2 separate regions of the Mus musculus genome follow, and region 1 is linked to region 2. The links are chromatin contacts, found by Hi-C or POLR2A ChIA-PET in ENCODE. All regions are on one chromosome and are shown on one strand. Each heading gives the region's core, a stretch centred on a gene start or an enhancer-like site at or near the end of the contact. The rest is flanking DNA. Distances are from core to core; before and after follow the strand shown. Region 1 has its middle 77 kb from the start of Pitrm1. Region 2 has its middle 38 kb from the start of Gm40660.

The links. A loop is a pair of places that touch in the nucleus more often than their neighbours do. ChIA-PET counts read pairs that join two places held with the same protein, here RNA polymerase II (POLR2A).
Region 1: a map of left cerebral cortex shows a loop between it and region 2 (10-fold over the local background). The contact joins two enhancer-like sites. A Hi-C loop is called at or near these places in 1 of 37 maps with a recorded cell type or tissue (left cerebral cortex). POLR2A ChIA-PET finds 5 or more read pairs at or near these places in 1 of 5 experiments (Patski).

Annotation. Positions count from the first base shown.
Region 1 is chr13:6,469,766-6,472,680 of GRCm38, reverse strand. No RefSeq gene overlaps it. Among named protein-coding and RNA genes, the nearest start is that of Pitrm1, 77 kb to the left of the region's middle. Within about 2 kb of position 1,263, at least 2 of the 3 ENCODE cell types and tissues checked have a DNase peak (open chromatin) inside an H3K27ac peak, as active enhancers do; they include left cerebral cortex, where a contact is called at or near this core.
Region 2 is chr13:5,491,437-5,494,655 of GRCm38, reverse strand. No RefSeq gene overlaps it. Among named protein-coding and RNA genes, the nearest start is that of Gm40660, 38 kb to the right of the region's middle. Within about 2 kb of position 1,678, at least 1 of the 3 ENCODE cell types and tissues checked has a DNase peak (open chromatin) inside an H3K27ac peak, as active enhancers do; it is left cerebral cortex, where a contact is called at or near this core.

The DNA.
Region 1 (2,915 bases), core at 14-2,513, 980 kb before region 2:
AGAAGAGTATGCACACATGTTTATTAATGATTCACTTATAATCCACATCTTTGCGGTCTGTGTTTGTGCGGGGAACATGCACATGACTCTTCCCACTGAGAATTCCTTATCACAAAGTCCTGCTTTCAGAATATGAAGAGCTATTAGGCCTCTTCTGTGTCTCGTGTTAGCTTTTTTTTTTCAGGATGCAGAGAAATGATGGCAGTACCCACTAGTTAGTTCATCATGCAAGGGTGTAGGCAGAAAGTCCCTGTGAAATGAAGGATGTTCAATTAATAATTCCCACGTTATAGTTGGCTTCATTAGGAAGTTATTACATAAAGAATGGAAGTTCATTTAAAGTTAAATACACACACACACACACACACATAATTTTATGCATAGGGCTCTGGGCTCCTTCCCTAGCACCGTGTGAACAAGGTTGTAATCCAAAGTTGCAAGGGAGTACGGAAGGAGCAGAAGTTAAAAGGCCTCCATGCTATATAATGAGTTTGAGGCTAGCCTGGGATATATGAGACACCACCTCAAAACAAAAGAAAGAACTTCTTGGTTGCCGTGACAACTCATAAACTCCTGGGGATAGGAAATCCATTTTGTCTGATGACCCAGGGAGCTTATCGCAGAGAGGATTTTGGATCAGGTTCATTGAGGTCAAGTGTTCTCAAGAACTTCAGATGCTCAAGGATTTATTTTATTTTACTATCTGCATATATTCGGGAAGACTCTAACACAAGGCAACGAAGTATTTACTAATGTTTTGAGTTCCTAGGAGCCAACCCTCATACTGGCATCCAACCAGGTAGAAGTGAAAGGATTGCATCTCGAGTAAGACACCACTAGGTGTCGCTACCTTCCTCTGAATGGGAGTCACCGAGGCCTCCTGCCATGCGGCTAAAATGAACTAGAGCAAAAATTGTGTTGATTTCAAGGAAAGCGTTCTTCTAATAATAATGAGATGGTAATTAGTAGGGGAAATGGCATAAAATTATTTCAGCATTTAGGAAAACTATGATTCTAAGCTACAGAATTTTTTATTTTTTGTTTGGAAGTTCATTCAGCGAATGTGCAAGAACTTCCGAGTTAATAGCATAGCCTTAATGAGGGAGGATCTCGTTTTTACCCCCTGTGGACAGAACCCTCGGATACTCTCCAGGGCAGTGTAAGGGTGATTTCTAATGGGTCTATAAGATTTCTAAAGGCTCCCACTTGGTCTAGCATAAGGACCCCATTCAATCCTCAGGTAGGCTGCAGGGCATATGGAGACTGACAAGCACTTAGCGGGCATGGACAGGACACCGGACACACCCCAGTCACCTCTCATGTAGCTGACCTCGATTTTACTGATCAGGTTGAAAACAAATTGTAACTTTTCCAAAGCCAAGTTCAAAGTCAAAGTAGATTTCGGAATGCAGGCTGTGTGTCTCTGGGATCCCCGCTGTTCGCATTATGCTTCATGTCTTCTGTGTTTGACCTTCAGTGGGCAACTATTAAGGGAGACAAAAAGGAACCAGAGGGCAGAAATAGAAGGGAACATTTCTTAGAAAACCCCTGAAAGAAAAGTAAACCAGACTAATGCTCTTCTTTTAATTTAGCCCTGTCGTTGCAGAGGTGAGAATTAGGATTTGCAAGGAGCCTCTTCTTTGAACCAATCCAAATAAAATGAAAAAGAGCTTGAGGCACGAGGCTGATGCTGTGTGACCTGAGAAAGTTGAGGCTGCTTCTTTGCATATGCAATGAGCAGCCAGGGTGTGAAAATAGACAGGATCGGGCCTCTCTTGGCTGCGGATTCCTAGCTGTGCCTCTAACACGTTCCTTTCATGCCTGCACCTCTTATACCATTATGCGGTTTGAGCCACATGCAGGAATAATGATTCAGCTTAGACTAGACACAAGGGCCAACCAGATTTGAGCTGATTTCTAAACCAAATCCCAGGTTTGGAAAATTACTAGTGTATGTCGCAGTTGCAATATATTAAGAACTTCTCTAAATGAACCACCATGAGTGGATGTGGTCTGACTCCCACCCTTGGGGTATCCACAGTAACCCTGCACAGTATGCGGAGAATTTCCCCTGTACTTTTCTTCTGCAGTGTGGCATTTGCTACAGGACCCTGCATTACCAGGAACCACAGCTCAGCATTCTTAAGAGAAATATTATTTGGTGTTTAGTGGAGCCCTAAATTAGTGATGCACCGTAGTGATTTTCATTTGGAATACCCTCGTTACCATGGCAATCATATCATGCCATGTTTCGTTGTCTTGGGTGTTTCTAGAAGCAATCCAGTCTCCGTAAACTCCTCATCATGTCGGAGACCCTGAATACTCCACGTTTATGCATGCTGACTGAAATCAGGCATATTAGAACCCCAGGGCCGAGAACACATCCAACTCTGTCATTATGTCAATTTCCTGCATATTGAGTAAGCATTAGCAGTCACATAAAGTAGACAATTAGTGAACTACAAATAGGAAATGCACAGGTCTTGGACAAATCTGTCTTTTGATATTCTAGGTATTTATGAGAGCTTAACAGCCTGCATAGTAAGCTGCCGACCTCAAGACTCTCTCTGCCTATGAGGCGCGTTGGCACACCTGTGAACACACGTGTCTGTATGGTGTGTCCATGCGTGTGGTGATAATGCTGTGTGTATGTGTGGGCAGGTATGTATCTGGGTGTATGTGTGAACCTGCATAGTGTGTGTGTATTAGACATTGTGGTGACATAAAGAGAGATGAAGATAAATAACATGGAGAGAGGAGGGAGGGAGAAAGGTTCAGGAGATGGAGGAGGAGAGAGAGTGCATGGTGGGAGTGTACCACAGAGCCTCTGAGAGGAACAACCCAGGCATAGGCATGTGTGAGCATGAGCGATGTCCTTCACTTCCCTTGTCACAGTCCAACACATGCTCTGAATC
Region 2 (3,219 bases), core at 429-2,928:
TAAGAGCAAACCTCAGATTTTGTGCATTTGCCTTCTTTCTGTTCACCTTAATGAATTTTTGTCTTAACTCCAGTAGTTTATATCCTCCTGAGCTTTCTAGTTAGAAACTTATGTCCTGAAAAGGAGATATTTTTATCTTCTCAGAACTTTGTCCAATTTATTAAATTATGTATCTCATTACAAAGGCTTGGTTGTTGAAGGCATTATTAGATTAAGACATAAAAGTACAAATACATATCCAGTTCTGATTTCAATTAAAACAGAGTTTTCACTTTAGCATATAGAAAAATAAATTAGCAAAGCAAGCCAGCAATTTTCATTTTAAAAAAGAAAACTATAAAGAAGAATGTCTAAAGGGAGCTTTATTAAACATCTCTCTTAATAAACTTTTATATCTGTTTGATTTTTGTCCTTACATAATGGATTTTACATGACCAAATAATGATTAATCTTTCTTCCACTCCATGCCCACATCTGTTAGACTGAAGATGAAAGAAAAAAAAGAGCAAATCTTAGCTAAATTTGCAAATCTCATCACCAATTATATTTTATTTCCACAGCCCTTTCCCTTTTCCAATCTATCTTAAATGCATGTTTATATTTAACACATACATATATATGAATTTCCATATTTCACATATAAACACTTTATATATTTTTAACATATATAATAATGTACACACATTTAAATAAATATGTGCACATACATAGAGACACACATATACACACATACACACACAAACACACACATCATATTTGCACATACATAAATACATACAAACATACTTACACATACACACACACACATACACACAAATACAGACACATACACAGATAAACCTACACATATATACATATACGAACACACATACACACATGCACACATACACATACAAACACAAACAAACACACATATATTATACTTACACACAAACATACACATACACAGGTATATGTAAACATATGCACACACAAACACACATACACACATTCACACACACATATACATACATATATATGTGCACATATATACACAAAACCACACTCATACGCACAGATACATACACAAACACACACACATATAGAAACATATACACATATGCACACACAAACACACACATATATACCAACATACACACACAAATACACACACGCAAACACAATTATACACACACAAATACACTCATTCAGACAGATATACATACAGAAACACACACACAAACACAATTAGACACACACACACACCTCCTCAGCATTTCCTAACACTTTCACTGTCACTATTGCTATCCAAGGCATCTGAAGCCCTATGTTAGGCACCAGAAAACACCCCCATTTGGTTTCTGTACTTCAGTCTCACTCTACTGGTCAGAGCCATTTTAACTTCTGAGACAGAAGTTAAATAACTCCAGCTCCATGTTAAAAGTGCTGCACTCCTCTTTCATGGGAGACTCATTGTTTTACTTAATGCCCTGCATGATCTCAGCACTATTTTCTTTCTCTGTATTTCCCTGCCTTCTTCTGATCTTGCTTTGCAGCAGGTGCACTGTGGTCCTGGTACCTTATGGCATTCTTCACTGGTTTCTTGTGTTATCTACTCTGCATTAATCCCAAACAGTGCTCTCTGGTCTGCTCCAGCCTCCATACTAGCAGAGCAAATTCTCTGATAAAAGGTATACGTAATCCAAAGTGGCTAACTTTCCTCTTAGCACCTATCTATATCTCTGCTCAGTTTTCTCTTTTTGCTGAATCATCATCTGATGTATCAAGTGTGTGTTTACCTCTTTCACTCTCATATTCCTCATGCTAGACAGAAAGCTTCATGAGGCCATGGTAGAGTGCCTTTGTCTTTACTTCATTTCTGTTATTTTTTGACACAAAATCATCCATTGAATATGTTACTTATGTGACAACAACAAAACACATAAAAGGAACATGGCCATAACATAGTTACTCACATTTTAATGTATTTTCATCTTTGTTCATGAACAACATCTTTTTATAATCATCTTTTATTGTTCAATTTTCCTATTTTGAATGTTATATTGCCTTTGTAAAATGAACTGGGGAAGTCTTTTATCTTTTTTCCCCTAAGGCCTGAAATAATTTAACTTTGAACAGCTCTCTTTCTTAAAGGTTATATAAAATGCATGTTACATAAACCTCAGCTGGGTGGCCATCTGTTCCCACTGCCTTTTTCAATGATAGATCTTTAAGCATCTTTTTCTAAACTCTTTTATGGTAACTGGTGTATTTAAGTTTCCCCTTTCTTCTTGGGTGAATTTTGGCAATCCATATTTTTCTGGGAAATAATCCATTTCCTCTAGACTTTCAAATGTCTCGTCAGAAAGTTTTGTATATATTTTTATGACTGCCTCAATCACTTCAAAATTTATGCTTTTTTTCTGTTTCTTTCAATCTCGAATCATGTTTTAAAAATCATTTCTCTCTTTTTCTTGAATGAGCTAACACATCATTAGTACTCTACTGTTAAATTTAATTTTATTTATGATGACCACCATGGAGAACAAAGTATGTGGATAAAGAAACCAGAACAATACGCAGTCTGTTGGTGAATTTATGAAATGCTATGTCTGAAGAGGAAAACAGTATTATTGGGTCTTAAAAATTTGAAAAAAGAACTACCATATGATCCAGAAATTTCAGTTCTGAGAATGTACAGTCTCTGAGAGATATCTTTATACCTGTGTTGATAGTATAATTACTCATAGCAATTAAAACATGGAGGAAACCCAATACTTAAATAGTAATAAACAAATAAGCAAACCATGTGGCACACATAGAGAATGGAAAGTTGTTTAGCTAGATTGAGGTAATTCTGATGCTTGATACAATATGTATCAACTTTGAGAACATTATGTTGAGTAAAACAAGCCAGTAATAAATCAACAAATATTATTTTATTCACTTATGAGATACCTCCAGTAGTCATATATGTAGAAAATAGGATGGTGGTTACCAAGAACTAAAAATAGAAGATACAGACATGTCTGAAGATGACATGTCTTCAGTTTTAAAAAATTGAAAAGTTATAGAGACAGATGTTGCTGATCATGTAGCAGATTGCCAATATGATAAGTATCACCGAGTCATATATTTTTCAATGGATTGAATGCTGAATTTAATGTGGGTTTTATTTTTAATAAAACATTCATAAACATATTAAACTGATACAAAATTGTGTTTCCCTTTAAAGATATT